Linked DNA regions of Mus musculus: region 1 is linked to region 2. A link is a loop called in an ENCODE intact Hi-C map of the cell type or tissue named here. Cell type or tissue: left cerebral cortex. All regions are shown on one strand. Each heading gives the region's core, and the rest is flanking DNA. Links, peaks and the distances in the headings are about the cores only. Region 1 has its middle 23 kb from the start of Rbx1. Region 2 has its middle 19 kb from the start of Ep300.

What was found. Peaks named below come from ENCODE experiments on the same cell type or tissue, not always from the same donor. Only the 100,000 strongest peaks of a DNase experiment are listed, where the experiment ranks them.
Region 1: it touches region 2 in a loop (2.1-fold over the local background); 1 of 42 quality-filtered maps calls a loop at or near these places.

Annotation. Positions count from the first base shown.
Region 1 is chr15:81,484,312-81,493,620 of GRCm38, forward strand. No RefSeq gene overlaps it. Among named protein-coding and RNA genes, the nearest start is that of Rbx1, 23 kb to the left of the region's middle. In left cerebral cortex, for the core only: a CTCF peak has its summit at 3,837 (motif pointing right); no DNase peak of the experiment used is centred there.
Region 2 is chr15:81,563,026-81,572,334 of GRCm38, forward strand. No RefSeq gene overlaps it. Among named protein-coding and RNA genes, the nearest start is that of Ep300, 19 kb to the right of the region's middle. In left cerebral cortex, for the core only: no CTCF peak of the experiment used is centred there; DNase peaks (open chromatin) are centred at 5,768 and 5,811.

The DNA.
Region 1 (9,309 bases), core at 2,582-5,081, 81 kb before region 2:
TTTGAACTCCTGAGCCTCGTGCTTTCAAACGCTGGGATCCCATGTGGGTACCATGTGCTGGGCTTCATCTGTGATAGACAAGCACTCTACCAACTGAGCTACATTCCCCTACCATTTTGGTTTTGGTTTGGTTTTGGTTTTTGGTTTTGGTTTTTTCGAGACAGGGTTTCTCTGTGTAGCCCTGGCTGTCCTAGAACTCACTCTGTAGACCAGGCTGGCCTCAAACTCAGAAATTCGCCTGCCTCTGCCTCCCAAGTGCTGGGATTAAAGGTGTGTGCCACCACTGCCCATGCGCCACCACACCCAGCTCATTCCGCCACCTTTTATTTATTTATTTATTTATTTATTTTCCTTCAGTAACAGCTGAAAAGCAGAAAAATGCTTTAAGAAAACAATGTCAGCCAGGCATGTTAGCTCAGGCTTTTAACCCTAGAACCCAGAGGTTGAGGCAGTTCTCTATGAATTATAGGCCAGCCTGGTCTACATAGTGAGTTCCAGGATATCCTGAGCTACATAATTGAGAGATTCTGTCTTGAAAAAAAAAATTAACCTCAGCACTCAGGAGGCAGAGGTAGGCAGTTCTCTGAGTTCAAGGCCAGCCTGGTCTACAGAGTGAGTTCCAGGACATCCAGGGCTACACAGAGAATCTCTGTCTCAAAAAGTCAAAAAAAGAGAAAAGGAAGGAAGGAAGCAAGGTGGGCAGGCAGGCAGACAGGCAGGCACATATCCAGCACAGCGCAGAGAAACACGCTGCCTGCCTCACTAGGAGCATGCACAGGTTCACTGGCACGCCTCTCTACTCCCAGCGCCACACCTGAACACAGAAGATAAACTGCCGCAGGGAGACTTGGAATTACCAGAGCAGGAACACATAAATTCAGCTTTTGACTTTCAGAATGAACTCTTGAGACCCATAAGGGGAGAAAACATAAATAAAACAAGCCGGAAGCAGATCTGTTTATTCAACAACCATTTGTGAAGCTCCCTCATAGGAGCTGGGAGCAGTTAAAAGGGTGGGACTCAATCTGTGTGGTGAAGGTGGTGCTTGGCCTAGTCCACCACGAAACCAGTTCCGGAAGAGTAGTGGGGAGCAGAGGGGAGCAGAGGGGAGCAGGGGGAGCCAGAGGGAGAGCATGGGGGAGCAGAGGGGAGCAGGGGGGAGCAGAGGAAAACAGGGGGAGTAGGGGGAGTAGGGGGGAGGCAGGGGGAGCAGGGCTGGGTCAGGCAGGACCTTCAGAACAGGCCTGTTCCTGGAGAAGATGACATTAGAACAGAGCTTTGAAAGCGGGCATGGCCTTTTGGACCCAGGTCAGATGTTGGGGATAGAAGTGACATAGACAAGGGCTACAGTGAAACCTGTGAGCTGTGCTGGGCTCTGGGCAGGCAGCGATTGCACAATACACTTGGCACATAGCATTGGGTTGGTTCAAAATGGTAAAGAAAAAAAGAGGTGACGTTTTAAATGAGCCAAGTGTTTCTTCTTCTTTTTTTTTTTTTTTATTGGTTTTTCGAGACAGGGTTTCTCTGTGTAGCCCTGGCTGTCCTGGAACTCATTCTGTAGACCAGTCTGGCCTCGAACTCAGAAATCCGCCTGCCTCTGCCTCCCGAGTGCTGGGATTAAAGGCATGCGCCACCACGCCCAGCTAAGCCAAGTGTTTCTTTTCTTGAACTTAAAGTACTCTCCGATGACACCCTCAGCCCGAGAGTCTCTGCCATAGTCCCTAACTCTACACAGCTGCAGCCTCCTGCTTGCCATGGCTCCCTCCTCTGCCGCTGGCACAGAGGCCTGCTTGCTACCCTGGTTTCTTCCTGTCACTGCCCTGCATTAGGTTGATTTGGTGCTTAGCACAGTGTCTGTGTCCCTCCCCCACCCCACCCCCCCACCCCCGTCCCCCCGTCCCCAGTGAACTTGACATACACAGGCTCATCACAATTGGATGCAAGCACCCAAAGATGAGCTTGGTGCTTATCTGTGGCTTTGTTATCTTTGCCAAGTGCTAGGCTGTTGTGGACAGTCTTTGTCACCTCTTAGAGAGCCGTATTGATGTCCATTACGCTTCCAGCTGCAATGGCTGCACCATGGGCGTGGGTTACAGGTGAGGCTGTCCTGGACTTGCTTCATAGACCAGGTTGACCTTGAACTTACACAGATCCAGCTGCCACTGCCTCTGCCTCCCAACTGCTGGGGTTAAATAAAGGTGGGCACCACCACACCTGACTGAGGCTGAATCTTGCGTGCACCAGAGCCTCTGCCTCCAAGAACTCAGCTGTAGCAGGGGAGAAAAAGCCAAGGGTGACTTCTTAGTGTTTGTCCTAAGTGACAGGGGGATGATGGAGCAATGCATTTGGAGACTGGCAGAGTGGAGTTTCAACACCTATCTGCAGATGTCCTCCATGTATGGTTAGAGCCCTGTGGGCTTGGGGGTACTGCAGGTGAAATATTCTAAGCATGGGGCTATGGAGTGGCTGTCCATGAAAAAAAGTGTTCCTAGAGCCCCAAGGGGACCGAAGCCCATCCCACTCCACGCTGCCCCAAGCCTCCATTTTACAGATTACACTCACCATTTACTTGCCTAGCCCTGTAGACTCTGATCATCCTTTAATCTGCCCTAGTCTCTCGCCCTCCTAGTATGTCATGTGCTCCTACTACCATGTTCCGAATGCCCAAAGCCTTTCATTAACAGAGTCAAATCCCTGAATGAAGAGGAAACTTAAGGGTTCTATGGGAAGTCGGTTGGATGGTGTATTGCTGGGGCAAGCAAGTGAAGGAACATGGAGCAGAAGTGAACACAGGTGTGAAAGGCTAAGGCAGACTCATGAAGGAATATTTCACTGAAGCAGACACAGGAGAGATGCTCTGCTAAAGCAAGCACGTGAATGGACACGTGATGAAGGACTCTCTGATAATGACACCCATGTATTGGTCTGCCTTACATTGCTTTGTCATTGAGCTTCATTTGTCAGGATGTCATAGAGAGAAATGCACCAAAAAAACTTCTGGTGGGCCAGGTGTGGTGGCGCAAGCCTTTAATCCCAGCACTCGGGAGGCAGAGGCAGGCAGATTTCTGAGTTCGAGGACAGCCAGGGCTACACAGAGAAACCCTGTCTTGAAAAACAAAATTAAAAAAAAAAAAGAAAAAGAAAAAGAAAAGAAAGAGAAAGAAGAAAACACAGAAAGGAAAAAAAAAAGGTGCACTCATGTGTACACACACATGCTCGAGTGTATACACACACACACACACACACACACACGGCTACCACCACCAGAAAAACTCAGGAGGAACTCAGAGTGGCTTTACCAACTCAGTCAGGCTCTTTCCCAGGCAGCTCCTGTGGCTGAAGCTGGCAGCAAGTGGCCTGGTCCTTGGAGGGCAGCCTGTGCCTGTCTGAGCACTGCCCACACACCAGAAGGGGGTGTGAAGGCTGAGAGGCAGAAGTTGGATTCTTAGACACTCACTTGCTCCCACTCCCGCACCAGGCCTGCCTGTCCCTAGCTGGGCTCTAAGACTGGAATGTGGGGGACCAGCCCTTCATCTGACAGCAACACATGGGAAATAGTTAAAGTGTGGAAGGAGGGGATTAATTCTTGGTGTGGGGGCCGAAAGAACCTCTGGAAGTTCCCTGAGGCCTCCTTGATCCAGGAGAACAGGAGTCAGAAGCCTGCCTGGGGTGAGCTGACTGCAGGAGACCTGAGCCAGTTCCTGGAATCATCAAAGATCTGATCTGTGAATGAGGACTCTGTGTGCCTTTCAAGATACCAGTGCTTCTTTTTGGTTTTTTGTTTGTTTTTAGATTTATTTATTTTATGTATGTGAGTATATTGTCGCTGTCTTCAGACACACCAGAAGAGGGCATCAGATCCCATTACAAATGGTTGTGAGCCACCATGCGATTTCTGGGAATTGAACTCAAGACGTCTGGAAGAGTAGTCAGTGCTCTTAACCGCTGAGCCATCTCTCCAGCCCTAGAACCATGCTTCTTGTCATCATATGAGGGCCTCTGGTGACAGTCTGCCTGCCCATCACTAGCTGGCTGACATCCTGCAGCCCTGAAGTTCATTCAGACCATCCAAATGTTTATTTATTTATTTATTTATTTGGTATGGTTTTCTTCTAAGTGCCAGTGTGACAGTCAGGCAGTGAGCAGCACCCCAAGACCCACACAGGCACCCCCAATAAGACAGAAGGAAGATCTTCACTTACCTGGAGTGTTCATTGTAAGGAGGATAACATGTACTAAAGGGACCTATCCAGGACAAGTTGGAGATGTGTCCCCCCCCTCTGAGGTTCTTGACACCCTTATTTCCCTAGCAATATTTATCAGCTAGAAAGATGAACACCAGGTCAACTCAAGCTCCAGTCAGACAGTCTCTTCTGGTCTCTGCAGGCATCTGCACACAAATACCCAGTCATACGCGTATACATAAAAATGAATTGCAGAGTTGAGCAGTGGTGGTGCATTCCAGAGGCAGGCAGAGGCAGAGGCGGAGGCGGAGGCGGAGGCAGAGGCAGAGGCAGACAGGCTGATCTCTGAGTGGAAGGCCAACCTAGTCTACAGAGCAAGTTCCAGGACAGCCAGAGTTACAGAGAGAAATCAAAAATTAATTAATAGAAATAAATTTTTTTGTTTGTTTTTTGTTTTTTTCCGAGACAGGGTTTCTCTGTACAGCCCTGGCTGTCCTGGAACTCACTTTGTAGACCAGGCTGGCCTAGAACTCAGAAATCCGCCTGCCTCTGCCTCCCAAGTGCTGGGATTAAAGGTGTGTGCCACCACCGCCAGGCAACAAAAATCATCTTACTGTGACAGAGAAAGAACAGGAAGCACTAGACAGACAGACATGTATGTAACATGTATGTAACGTGTGACACCTGGGTGTATAGAAAGGGAGGGAGGGCTCCCCAGATTCAGAAGGCCAGGAGAGATGCTGAAGTCCAAAGCTTGGCTCTGGGCCTACAGGAGAGATGGAGGGATGTGGCCGGGGGGTGTTGCATGGGTCACCTATGACAACAGAGGCACGAGGACACAGGCAGGTGTGGAGTGTGAAGAGAGTAGCTGGGGCTACAGTTGCTGTTGATTAAACACAGCTGGCAGGTTGGGACGAGGCTTTTAGGGTCAGGGTTGGGGCTAAAGAGATGACTTAGTGGTTGAGAGCACATTTTGTTTTGTGCAGGACTGCAAGTTAGCTCCCAGCACACAAATTAAGTGACTTACAACCACCTGAAACTCTGGCTTCAAAGGGATTTCATACCATTGGCTAACACAGACACCTGCACACAGGTGCACATAGAAAACAGATTAATAAGCAGAGTGCTTGCTAGGCATGGGGGCACAGGCCTTTGATACCAGCACTGCAGAGGCAGAGGCAGGAGGATCTCTGTGAGTTCAAGTCCACCCTGATCTACACTGTAAGTTCTAGGCTACCTATGTAGCCCTGTTTCAATGGCCCAACCCACACCCACCCCTCACCCCTGAAAAAAAGAAGAGTTAGTTAGCTAAGAAGAATGTTCCACAAGAAACCTCAGGGTTGGCTGCAGAGGGCAAGGAAAGAGAACCAACCTGACTCAGGGAAAAAAGCGTGGGTGCCCACAAGGAGTCTCATTAGAACGACTAGTGGATGAGATGCCAAAGCTTGTTTTTGCTTTCTGAGAAATTAAGCCAGTATAAAAATATAACTGGATATTTCTCATAAATATTAATATTTCTGTCTGTTTTGCTTTCTTTTTTTTCCCCTCTTACCTATTTGTGTATTTGTTGAGAGGCTCCCTTTTTTAAATTCTCTATGGCCCAGATTAGCCACAAACTTGATATTCTCCTGCCTCCGGCTTTCAAGAACTGAGATTGCAAGCCTGCTTTGTGACAGAGTTTCTCTGTGTAACCCTGGCTGTCCTGGAACTCACCTTGTAGACCAGGCTGTAGATCCACCTGCCTCTGCCTTCTGAGTGAGTGCTGGGACTAAAGACATGAGCCACCACTGTCTGGCTTATAACTAAGTTTTCAGGGATGGTCAAGCTGTTGTCTTCACAGCACAAACCCTTTCACCTTTCCTCCTCAGGATATAAAAATTCTCTGTGAAGACCTGGCTACTCTGGATTGATAGGCTCACATGGAGGGATTGGGCCATGCTGAGGGTTGGGCCGCTCAACACAAACCCACAACTTGCCTGGTTTCCTGTGGATACTGTAAGAATCAGCATTCAGGGGCTGGAGAGATGGCTCAACTGGTTTTGTCTTGGCCAGCCATGAGAGTGAATGGCAGGTCATGTGTTTCTCAGTGAGGGGAGCATGGGGATCTTTTGTACACTTGAGAGCCAGCTGTGTTGAGTTGGAGAGAGGGCTCAGCGGTTAAGGGCACTGACTGCTCTTCCAAAGGTCCTGAGTTCAAATCCCAGCAACCACAGGGTGGCTCACAACCATCTGTACAGCTACAGTGCACTCATATACATAAAAATAAATAAATAAATCTTTTAAAGAGAGAGAAAGAGAGAGAGAGAGCCAACTATATTTGTTTCCTTTTCTCAGGACTTTGTCCTGGTCCGTGGCTGCTTTTCTGCAGGAATATCGGGGTTTCAGGGTTTGAAAGGTTTAGAATCAGGTTCCAATTAAGGGTACAACATTCCAGAGTGATAAAAAAAAATTCTCTTTTTTTATTTCTTCTGATTTTTTTGTTTTCTTTTTCTTGCTTTCTGTTTGTTTGTTTGTTTTATAGTCAAGTTGTTGTTTTTGTTTGTTTGTTTGTTTGTTTGTTTTGTAGTCAAGTTTTAAGAGTCAAGGTAGAATCCTAGCCCAGGATGGCCTCCAACTCAGGCTAACATCCTGTCTCAGCCTCCTAGTGCTGGAGTTACAGGCATGAGCGATCCTATTCAGCTCTAATAAGTTTTCTTTTTCTTTTTTTGTTTCTTGTTTGTTTGTTTGTTGTTTGTTTCGTTTTTTAAAATAATTTTTAAAGATTTATTTATTATTATATATAAGTACACTGTAGCTGTCTTCAGATGCACCAGAAGAGGGTGTCAGACCTCATTACAGATGGTTGTGAGCCACCATGTGGTTGCTGGGATTTGAACTCAGGACCTTCAGAAGAGCAGTCGGTGCTCTTAACCACTGAGCCATCTCTCCAGCCCCTGTTGTTTGTTTTTTCAAAACAGAATTTCTTTATGTAGCCCTGACTATCTTGGAACTAGCTTTGTAGACCACCAGGCTAGCCTCAACAGAGATCTTTAGTGACATTTTTGAGACATTTGGAATTTTGGTTTTAAAAAAAAAAAAAAAAACAGAAATATTATAAGAATGTGCCTTTGTTTGATTCCCAGATGTAGGGAGGTAGGACTGCTTTAGGCTGTCTGCAACAGATGACTGTAATTTGCCTCCTGTCTAGCAGAGGCATGGTTTTGCCACCTACAGATAGTTTCTGTGGTTGTGTGATGTTTGGAATTCTGGGAACTTTTCAGAGGGTATGTAAATGCTAGGGTCTCAGGAGGTGACGTTGTTCAGGGGGGTTGGTTGAGGTTTGTTAGTCGATGTGCTCAAAGAAGAAACACGAAAGAAACCAGATTCAAGGATCTCTGTCTCTTTCTCCACTCTATCCTTCTTTCCTCTCTTATCTACTGATAGGAGGTAAAAGGATGGAGGGGATAAATAGTGGAAAAAAGAAGACCCACTAAGTATCGAAGTCCAGCTACAGAGATCTGCCTGCCTCTGCCTTCCTAGTGCTGGGATTAAAGGCGTCCATCACCATCACCACCATCTGGCTGTTAATTTTTTTTTTCTTTTTCTTTTCTCTTCCTTTTCTTCTCTTTCCCCATTATTTATTCTCTTCACATCGTGGTCTCACCCCCATCTCCATCCTCTCCTTCCAGTCTCACCCTTACAAATCCCTCCCCCCCACCCCCTCTTCTCCTCAGAGAAGGGGAAGAGCCCTCCTAGGGTACCACCCTGCGCTGGGACATCCAGTAAGCAGCAGAACTAAGCGTATCATCTCACACTGAGACCCAGCCAGGCTATCCAGTTAGGGAAAGGGGATCCAACAGCAGGCAACAAAGCCAGAAACAGCCCCTACTCCAGTTGCCAGGGCACCCACATGACGACCAAGTTGCTCATCTCTTGCGCGCGCCCCCAACTCGCCAGCAAGAACGACGCTGCTACAGGATCCTTCTGCACACGTTTATTCAGTCCTGTTTCTTCTTGTTTATATCTCTCTTGTTTATATCTCCCTTGTTTATATATCTCCCTTGTTTTTATATCTCCCTTGTTTTTATATCTCCCCACTAATAGTAATCCTCTCTTGAATAATAATCCTCCCTCTAGCCTGGGCCTCTCACTCTTTTATACTTTCAGTTCCCATCCACGCACAGCAGGCCACACCACCTCACCAGGCACGCAGCTTCAGCTAATCAGGGCAGCAGGGGCAAATCTCCACCAAATTGGATTCACCTGTATCCTGGTACACCTGCGCAGCACTCAAGATGTTTGTGTCTTATATGAGGAAGTCAGGTGCAAGTCATATGACTTAGCTGCAGTCCCTGGCTCCTTTAGGACTGCCGCCACACCTGCTCCTAACAATTCCCCCTTTTTTCTTTTTTGGCAGAGAGAATGTCTGTAGATAGCCCCTCGCAGCCATGCCCCTTACCCGTCCTTGGGTGACAAACAGCATTGGTTTGATCCCTGTCTTAGGTTGGTGACATGCCCAGGGAGTCTTATCACTGACTACCTCTCAATTATGCCAAGCCACACCTGGGGAGATTGTGTTTTGCTTGCGGCAGGTGCATCAAAAGGCCAGGATGTTACTTAACCTATGGCCAGATCTTAATTGCTGCAAGCAAGCCTCATGGGTGAAGGTAGAGGTCTGATCCCCAGTGTGCAAGCATAGGGGCCCTACACAAAACCATCCCTTAGGCTCATCACCCAGAGAGGTCTTGGCCAGCTCCCGTGTCGTTTTTCCTGGGGGAAGGGAACTAGGACACTGAACCTTCATGCAATCAGACATGCCTTCCACAGGATGCCAACAGCAAGCTATCCTCTGTGCAGTGCTTAGCCTCGCACCCCACGGCATAACGCAGCATAATTTCTTTTAGAGCGGCAAACCGAATCTGAGGAGATTGTCCCGCCTCCACTGCAGCAAAAGCCTACGCTACCATGGCAAAAGTGCGGGCCGCACACTCTGCACCTAACACATGTGCCAAACACAAAACACACACACACTATAACAAGCATACATCCCAGGGCTCTCATCCCCGCTCATCTTCCCTAAAGCAAGGAATAGATGGCCAGAGGGGCTATCTCTTTAAGGGGAATTCAGGGATCAAAAAGGCATGGA
Region 2 (9,309 bases), core at 4,610-7,109:
GGAGAGCACTGTAAAGCTGAACGGGTCACATTATTGGTACTGGGAAGTGGGGACAGGAGGGGAGGAAAGGAGAAAAAGAATAAAATGAGGGAGGGCAGGGGAGGAGGGAAGGGAGAATGAGGGAGGGGGAAAGCAGAGGGAGGAGGAGGTAAAAGAAGAGAAGAGAGGAGGGGTGGAGGGGAGGGGAGGAGGGAGGGAGGATGATTGCTTCATCTGGTAAGGTCAGGGGATAGGTGCTGCTCATATTCTGGGCGAGTCCTCCCCTCCTTAGGTTTATCCTCTTTGGACCTTTGGTCCCAGACACATCCAAAGGTATGTTTTATTAATCATCTCTTAGTCATGATTCAATCCATTCAAGCTGAGAGTGAGGCTCGCATGCAGGCTAGCAAGTTAGCTAGCAAGGTAGATAGACCCTGGCACACAATGTTTGGCCATACCTGGCAGACTAGCATGCAAACATTGATTTTCTTTCCTTTCCCTCCCTCCTTCCTCCCTGCCCTCTTCCCTCCTCACTTTCTCCCTCCTTCCCTTCCTTTTTTATAGGTCTCACTACGTGGTCCTGGCTATCCTGAAACCCTCACAGAGACCAAGCTGGCCTCCAATTCATAGAGCTCCAGAGTTCCCCTTCCCTCTGCCTCTGGAGCCCTGGGGTTAGAGAAATTCAAAGTCATACTCAAGCACTGAAGTTTCTCACCATCTGGTTTTCCAACGCAGCTTATAGATTGTTGCTGGAATTATAGCTCCTACAAACAGTAGTTCATTCCAAAAGCCACCAGCTTAAAAAACTATCTTAGGGCTAGGCCATTTTGGCACATGCCTTTAATCCAAGCACTCAGGAGGCAGAAACAGGTGGATCTCTGTGAGTTCTAGGCTATCCTGGTCTACTGAGCAAGTTCCAGGATAGCCAGAGCTGTTATACACACTTGCGCGCAAACGCGCGCCAACACACACACATACACACACACACACACACACACACACACACACACACACACACACAAAACCCTGTCTAGAAAAAGCAAACCAACAACCAAACTCAACCAAAGTAAAACAAAACAAACAAACAAACAGAAACCAAAATCCAAAAGCCTTTCTTAATTTCACTCACTTCCTCTTAGTTTCTCAGACTTTTGTTTCATTTTTTGATTTCAGGCACAGTTGATATGTTAATGATGTACCAATCACAGTTCTCAACTCAGAGTCGTCTCCCCAGCTCCCCTCTCTCTCCCTCTCATGCACCCAGCACTCCTTTATGGCACTCAATCACTTGGACTTCTGGCAAAGACTTTACATATTCAAATGCTCATATGCCCTTTCAAACTTTTCTCCTTTCTTGGATTTTTTCTTGATAACATTTGGATGGGGCATGGCTCCGCAGGAAAAGGGCTTGCCCTGAAAGCTTGAGGACCAGAGTTCAGATCCCCAGAACCCATGAAAACACCAAGGCACAGCTGCTTGTAATCCTAGTTCTTGGAAAGCAGAGATGAAATTCGCAGAGCCAGTCGCCTGGGTAGGCTAGACGTATCCTCATGCTCTGGACTCAACGGAAAGCGCTTCCTTCAAGGAAGAAGGTGGAGAATATTCAATGAAGACACCTGATGTCAGTTTTGGACCACTGCATGATCCAGAACACATATGTGGTCACACACTTATGGATACGTCTACAGCACGTACACCCCCCCCAACACATGAAAACTAAGATAATCAACTGTTAAGTTATTCAGACTTGACAGCTGTATAGCACCTAGGGCATCTTAGGCAATTATAAGCCTGAACTTGGCAGTTAGACAAATGGCTTTAAATACTATTTCTAAGAAAATAAATATTCTGGCTGGTAGTGGTACATAACTTTGATCCCAGCATTCAGGAGGAAGATTTAGAGGCCAGCCTGGTCTACAGAATGAGTTCCAGGATAGCCAGGACTACACAGAGAAATCTGGTCTAGAAACAACAACAACAACAAAGAGAATATTATCTGCCACACAAGGAAGTTTCTTACCCTCCTTAGCTTCCTTATGTTTTAATATCACACTTGTTTGTTTGTTTCTTTCTTTCTTTGTTTCTAGCAGGGTCTCACTATGGAGCCTTAGCGGGCCTGGAACTCACTCTGTGGCAGACTGGCCCTGAGCTTATAGAGATCAACCTGTCTCTAACTTCCCAGTGCTGTTATTAAAAGTATATGCCACCATGCCTGGCTTGTTTGCCTGCTGTCATTTTATGACAGGGTTTCTCTGTGAAGTCCTGGCTTTCCTGAAATTGTTTGTGTACACAGGCTGGCCTCAAACTCACAGAACTCCTCTTATCTGTGCCTTCCAAGTGTTGGGATTATGCCCAACTATGCCTTTCTTTTTAAAAATTTTGTACTTTCACTCCTTTTGTTTTGTTTTAAGTCTATGTGTTTGTTGCACAGTGGTTGATGAGGTGGCAGAAACGTTAGCTACAAATTCAAGAGAAATTCTTGTGTTACTACAGAGTTATTCCAGGTGGAAGCATGTGGATGTGGGCCTGAACATAACCCTCTGAAGTTGGTTTTGGTGTCAGAGCTTGGTCTGCTGGAGTCTCTCAGGCTTGGGCCTCAATGTGTGAGCAGAGTAAAAAGCTGTACCATGATACCCTCCCTGAGAAGACAGCAGCCCAGTGATCTCCTGGTGGCCTCGCCGTCTACTCTATGGCCTTCTGGCATCCATAAACATTTGAAAAATCTTACAAGCTCCCAAATGATGCTTGGTTCAGGAGTCCTGACTGGTACTTCAGTGATCTCCTACTTGAGAGCACTGAGTTCCAGCTTCCTCTTGAAAGCTGAGGTACTGCCTAGCATACATGGCAGAGATTAGCTGACAGAGTCTAAATTTCCAAATTTGGAAATGACACCAAGCTGTAAAGACCTGGGTACAGCATCTCCTGTCATTGACCAGGGCAGCTTCCAGAAGGCACCTCATTGCTACAGGAACAAGAAGGAAAACGAACTTGGGAAAACTCCAGAGTTTGGAGTGGTTAGGAGAATCCTGCAATCATGGAACACATCTTCTTTGTAGCATCCTTTACATGTACTAACACTGACCTGGGGCATAGGCGGCCTGTGGTCACCTTTGGGTGCAGGGTTTGTTTGTTTATTGGTTTTTCGAGACATGGTTTCTCTGTGTAGCCTTGGCTGTCCTGGAACTCACTTTATAGACCAGGCCAGCCTCGAACTCAGAAATCCGCCTGCTTCTGCCTCCCAAGTGCTGGGATTAAAGGTATCACCACTATGCCTGGCCATGGTCTATTTATTTACTTATGAACAGGGTCTCACTATGTAGCCCAGGGCTAGCCTGGAACTCACTATGTGGAACAGGCTGGCATCATACAGAGATCGACCTGCCTCTGCCTCCCAAGTACTGAGGTTAGAAAGTGTGATCATGTCTGGAAGGTTTGGTTTGTCTTGGTTTTTTGAGACAGGGTTTCTGTGTGTAGCCCTGGCTGACCTGGAACTAGTTGAGTAGACCATGATGGGCAAACCCTCAGAGATCTGCCTGTCTCTGCCTCCCGAGTGCTGTGATTAACAGTGTGTACTTTACCACTGCCCAGCTCCTATGTTTCATTTTTTAAAGATTTGTTATATTTGAGACTAGAATAATGTCTCAGAGGGTGTCTTAGTTGCTGTTCTGTTGCTGTGAAGAGGCACTATGACCAAAGCAACTCTTACAAAGGAAAACACTTAATTGGGACTGACTTACAATCATTCCCATTTAGTCCCTTCTCATGGCAGGTAGCATAGTGGCCTGCAGGCAGACAGTGCTGGAGAAGGAGCTGGAGAGTTCTACAACTGGATCCACAGGTAGCAGGAAGAGAGAGACCTGGAACTAACTTAAACTCGGAAACTCCAAAGCATGCCCCTCCCCCACCCATGGCACACTTACTCCAATAAAGTCATGCCTATTCCAACAAGGTCACAACAAGGCCATACTTAGCCGTTGTCAAGTAGTGACACTCCCTAATGACCAAGCAGTCAACTATAGGAGCCAGTAGAGGCCATTCCTATTCAAACCACCACTTGAGGTTAACATGGCTGCTTTTTCAGAAGACCTGACTTTAGTGCCCAGCACCACATGGCAACTCACAACTGTCTGTAACTCCTGTTCTAGGGGATCTGTTGTGGCCACTGTGGGCCCTAGTCACTCAAGTATTGCATATATACATAGCATATATATGTATATGCTATATATATGTGCAATATAATACATACACACACACACACAAGTGTCAAGTATTGATATACATAAACTAAAAACAACCTTTTAACAAAATGTGTTCTTTTACTTATGTGTGTATAAGTCTCTGTGTGTGCAAGTGCCCAGAGGTCCGAAGGGAAACGTATAAATATCATTTGAAGCTAGAGTCACAGGTGCATGGAAACTGCCTACCACCTATGAGTTCTGGGATTCTGGTCTGCCAATAGACCAGTAATTCTTTTAACTACAGTGCCATCTTTCTAGTCATTCCCATGTTAAAAATCATTTATGTATGTAACTATGTAAGTGTGTAAAAGTGTGTGAACACAGGGCTGCCATGGTGTGAGGCTGGAGGTCAGAGACCACCCTGGGTCCTGAGGCTTAAATCCAGGTCCTGAGGCTTAGTGTCAGGCACTTCCATCCACGGAGCTACCTCATCGGTCCTTTTAGGTTTTCTACATTTCTCTTCCTCTAACAAGGCCACATCTCCTAATCCTATTAAGTAGTACCACTCCTGAATGATCCCAAGCATCAAATACGGAGGCTACTCCCATTCAAACCATCACAAGAGACCGAACACAGAGGTTGCAAAGTCTTATTTTTTTTTTTTTTTTAACAGCCTGTGATGCATACTCAGGAGGCAGAGGCAGGAAGATCTGTGAGTTCAAGGCCAGCCTGGTCTATGAAGCAAACTCCAGGACAGCCAGGGCTAAGCAGAAAAATCCCATCTCAACAAACAAGCAACAAAACAAAACGAAAACACTGTTGTTGTTGTTGTTTTTTACATTTATTTATTGGGGGGAAGGCAGCCATGCCAGAATGGGTATGTCAGAGGACTGTGAAGAGCCGATTCTCTCTCTCCATCATGTGGATTCCAGATTCCAGTTACTGACAGTTACATCAAATCATCAGACTTGGTGTGAACAGCCTCACTGTTCTTTATAATAAAGCTGCTGCCTCTCCTCCTCTTCCTCCTCCTCCTCCTCCAGCTGCCTCTGCCTCTGCTTCTTCTTCTTCTCCTCCTCCTCTTCCTCTTCCCCTCCTCCTCCCCCCACCAAAGCTGCTGCTGCTTCTCCTCCTCCTCCTCCTCCCCCCACCAAAGCTGCTGCTGCTTCTCCTCCCCCTCCTTCCCCTTCTTCTTTCTTCCTTCTTGTTTTGTTTTTGTTTGTTTTGGGGATAGAGACAGGGTTTCTCTGTGTAGTCTCGGCTGTCCTGAAACTCTGTAAACCAGGCTGTCCTCGAACTCAAGAGATCCTACCTGCCTCTGTGTCCCAAGTGCTGGGATTGAAAGTGTGTCTCACCCCCCTCTGCCCGGCATACAGAAGCTTCTTAACTGATGTGTGCCGCCCCCCCCCCCCCCCCCCCCCCGAGACAGAGTCCCACTCTGTAGCACAAGCTGCCCTGGAACTCACTATAGAGCACAGACTCCTTTCAAATTTACCACAGTCCTCCTGCCTCTGCCTCCCACTGACTGGAATTACAGGCATACATGCAGCACCACACCCAGCTTGTCTTGTCCTTTCATTTTTTCCTCTGCATTATACCTGATTTCTTGCACGGCTTCTAAACAGGCTCATGTCTATTTCTGGTTGCACAGAATTTCTTTCAGTTCCTCAAATGGACTTTGGTCTGTTCCCTCCAAAATGTTGTTTCCTCTACTGGAGCTTCAATTCCTTTAAAACCACTCCCACTGTCTGTCTGTCTGTCTGTCTGTCTCTCTCTCTGCTCCCAAATAAATCTTACACCTTCTGCCCACCTACCAAGACCACTGGATGTCCCTGCTGCCTGTGTCTTTGTGTGTCCGGTCATCGTGCTCATCACACATAGCTGCTTTGCTGGATTCAGTGTGTGTCTCCATATATACATATTTTCTGTTTCGTTCAGCACTGTACCTTCATACCTTAGCACTGGCCCAGCCTATAATAAGAATTCAACCAGGCAGTGCTGGTGCAACTTCAAACCCAGCAACTGGGAGGCAGAAACAGGCTGATCTCTGAGTTTGAGGCCAGTCTGGTCTATGGAGCAAGTTCCAGGACAGCCAGGGCTACACAGAGAAACCCTGTTTCCAACCCTGCCTCCAAAATAAAAACTAAAAATAAAGAATTCAATACATTTATTTTAGATTCATTTGTTTTATTTTTCTGTGATATGAATGCTTTGCCTGTGTCTATGGCTGTGCATCTTATGTGTACCTGGTGCCTAAGGAAGTTAGAAAAAGGTATTGAAACTTCCTGGCACTGGCCATAGGCATGGCTGTGAGCAGTGTGGGTGCTGGCAACTGAACCTGGGGCCTCTGTAAGAACAGCTAGTGTACTTAATGATGAACCATCTCTCCAACCCAGTATTCTTTTCTGTCTGCCCAGTTTCTCTTTTTGTGGTGCTGGGGACTGAACCTAAGATCTTACATATATTGCCCAAGTACTCGCCCACTGAGATATACTACCAGTACAGTTCTCCTTACCCATATCATATATCTTGGGATATATTCCTTTTCTTATACGAATAATTTGTATGTAATAATGATGGCTGTTAGGTGGTGACAGGTGGACCTTGGTGCTACATAGCCAACCAGTCTGACCAACCAGTGTGTTTCAGGCCAGTGTGAGGAACCCTTTCTCATAAATAAATAAAAAAGAAAAAAAAAAAGAAGGCAGAGGAAGACAGCTGATGTAGACCTCTGGCTTTCTGCATGAGCAAGTGTAAGCAAGCACACACTTGCACACACTCACACGCACAAACACATTCAACAAGTTTCCGTAGTGTAGTGGTTATCACGTTTGCCTCACACAAACACATTCATCATTCATGACTGCCCTTCAAGCCAAGCAACTACCATCTTGGAGACTCTACCCCCTTGCAAGAGATCCAGCTTGGCCTGTTGACTGTTTACACCCCCCAATGGAGGGGGAGAAAGCTGAGCTCCTCCCCCGAGGATCCGGCTCCTCCCTACCACGGCTGATTTGAACCCGTGCCTTAACTGAACTTGGCATCAGGGTAGGCTAGAGAATGTAGTCTGGAGAAGACTAAAGAAAATTTTATCTGTTGGGTTAAGAAAAAGTCCTTGCTCTTGCTCGCCTTCCTTGTCTTGCTCCCGTTCTGTCCCCTCGCCCCTTTCCCATTCTCCCCCTACCCCATGTGCTCATGGCTAGCCTCTTCTCTTCTACTTCTCTCTCTGCCTTTCTCTGCCTCTACTCCCCTCTTAACTCCCCTCCCCATGTCCTGAATAAACTCTATTCTTTAATAAAAGAGAGAGAGAGAGAGAGAGAGAGAGAGAGAGAGAGAGAGAGAGAGAGAGAGAGAGGAAGGAAGGAAGGAAGGAAGGAAGGAAGGAAGGAAGGAAGGAAGGAAGGAAGGAAGGAAGGAAGAAAGACAAAGTCCTCATCTCTTCTAGGTAATGGCTTCTCAGGTATAGCCTGTTGGGGGAGAGGCACCTACACTCCTGTAAGTAAACTCTCTGTAAGGAAGCCCAATAAACACATTGGTTTCCCAGAATGAACTGTGTCTGAATTGTGCCTTGGCTTGTCATTGGGACCTTAGGAGAAGGGGTAGCTGTTTCTTCGTTGCTTATATCTTCCTGTGAGAAGGAATGTTAGTAACACACACACACACACACACACACACACCAAAAACAAACAAAAAACAATAATAAACTAATCTCTTGGTTTTGCTTCTATAAGTTTTTGTTTTGAGTTTTGGTTTTTCAAGACAGGTTAGCCCTGGCTGTCCTGGAACTCATTCTATAGACCAGACTGTCCTTAAACTCAGAGATCTGCCTGCCTCTGCCTCCCGAGTGCTGGGTTTAAAGCTGTACACCACTACTGCCACCACTGCCAGGCAGATTTTTTTTTAAAAATATGTTTGGATGTTTTGTTTGTATGTACATACACATACCATGTGCATGTGGAGTGTTCATGGAGACCAGGAGACGGCATCAAATCCCCTGAAACTACGGTTGTCTGCAATTATGAGCCACCATATAGTTGCTTGGAATGGAACCTGAGTCCTCTAGAAGAGCATCTAGTGCTTTTAAATGCAAGTTTGATGACCTGAGTTCAGGCCCCATAAAGAGAGAACCAAGTTCTGTTTGTTTTGTCTGTCTAGTCTTGGCTGTTCTGAAGCACCATGCCTAGTGTGATGAACCAACCCTTAAATGTTGTTTTCTGACCTCCACATGCATGTTGAAGTGTGTTGTCCCCATTCAGACATGACAATGATAACAATTTTTTAAAAAGATTTATTTATTTGTTTATTTATTTTATGTACACTGTACACTGTAGCTGTACAGATGGTTGTGAGCCATCATGTGGTTGCTGGGAATTGAACTTAGGACCTCTGCTCGCTCCAGCCCACAGATTAATTTTTATATGTAAGTACACTGCAGCTGTCTTCAGACACACCAGAAGAGGGTGTCAGACACCATTACAGATGGTTGTGAGCTACCATGTGGTTGCTGAGAATTGAACTCAGGACCTCTGGCAGAGCAGTCAGTGCTCTTAACTGTTGAACCATCTCTCCAGCCCTACAAATGATTTTTAAAGGAATGATAAAAAACTTTCTCCTGCCAGGTGGTGGTGGTGGCACACGCCTTTAATCCCAGCATTTGGGAGGCAGAGGCAAGCCGATTTCTGAGTTCAAGGCCAGCCTGGTCTACAAAGTGAGTTCCAGGACAGACAGGGCTACACAGAGAAATCCTGTCTCAAAAAAGGAAAACAAACAAACAAAAAAAACCCCTTATCCTTGCTGCTCCCTTTTAAAGAACACTAAGCTTAGCCATGTATGGTTCATGGCTTTAGTCATAGCATTAAGGAACTAAAGAGACAGTCAGATGCAGGTTCCAAACCAACCTGGTCTACATAAGAAGTTCTAGGCCTACCAGGGTTACATGGTAAGAACTTCATGAAACAAACAAACAAACAAAAAAAGGAATATTAATCTGTGCTTAACCAGTCCTTGGTCACTGGGCACTTAAATTGTTATGCAGTCTTTACGGGCCTGGCTGGTTCAGAACTTACTATATAAATTATTTGGCCTTAAATTCAGAGATCTGCCTGCCTCTTCGTCCCAGATACTTGGCTTAAAGGCATGTATCAAGCCGGGT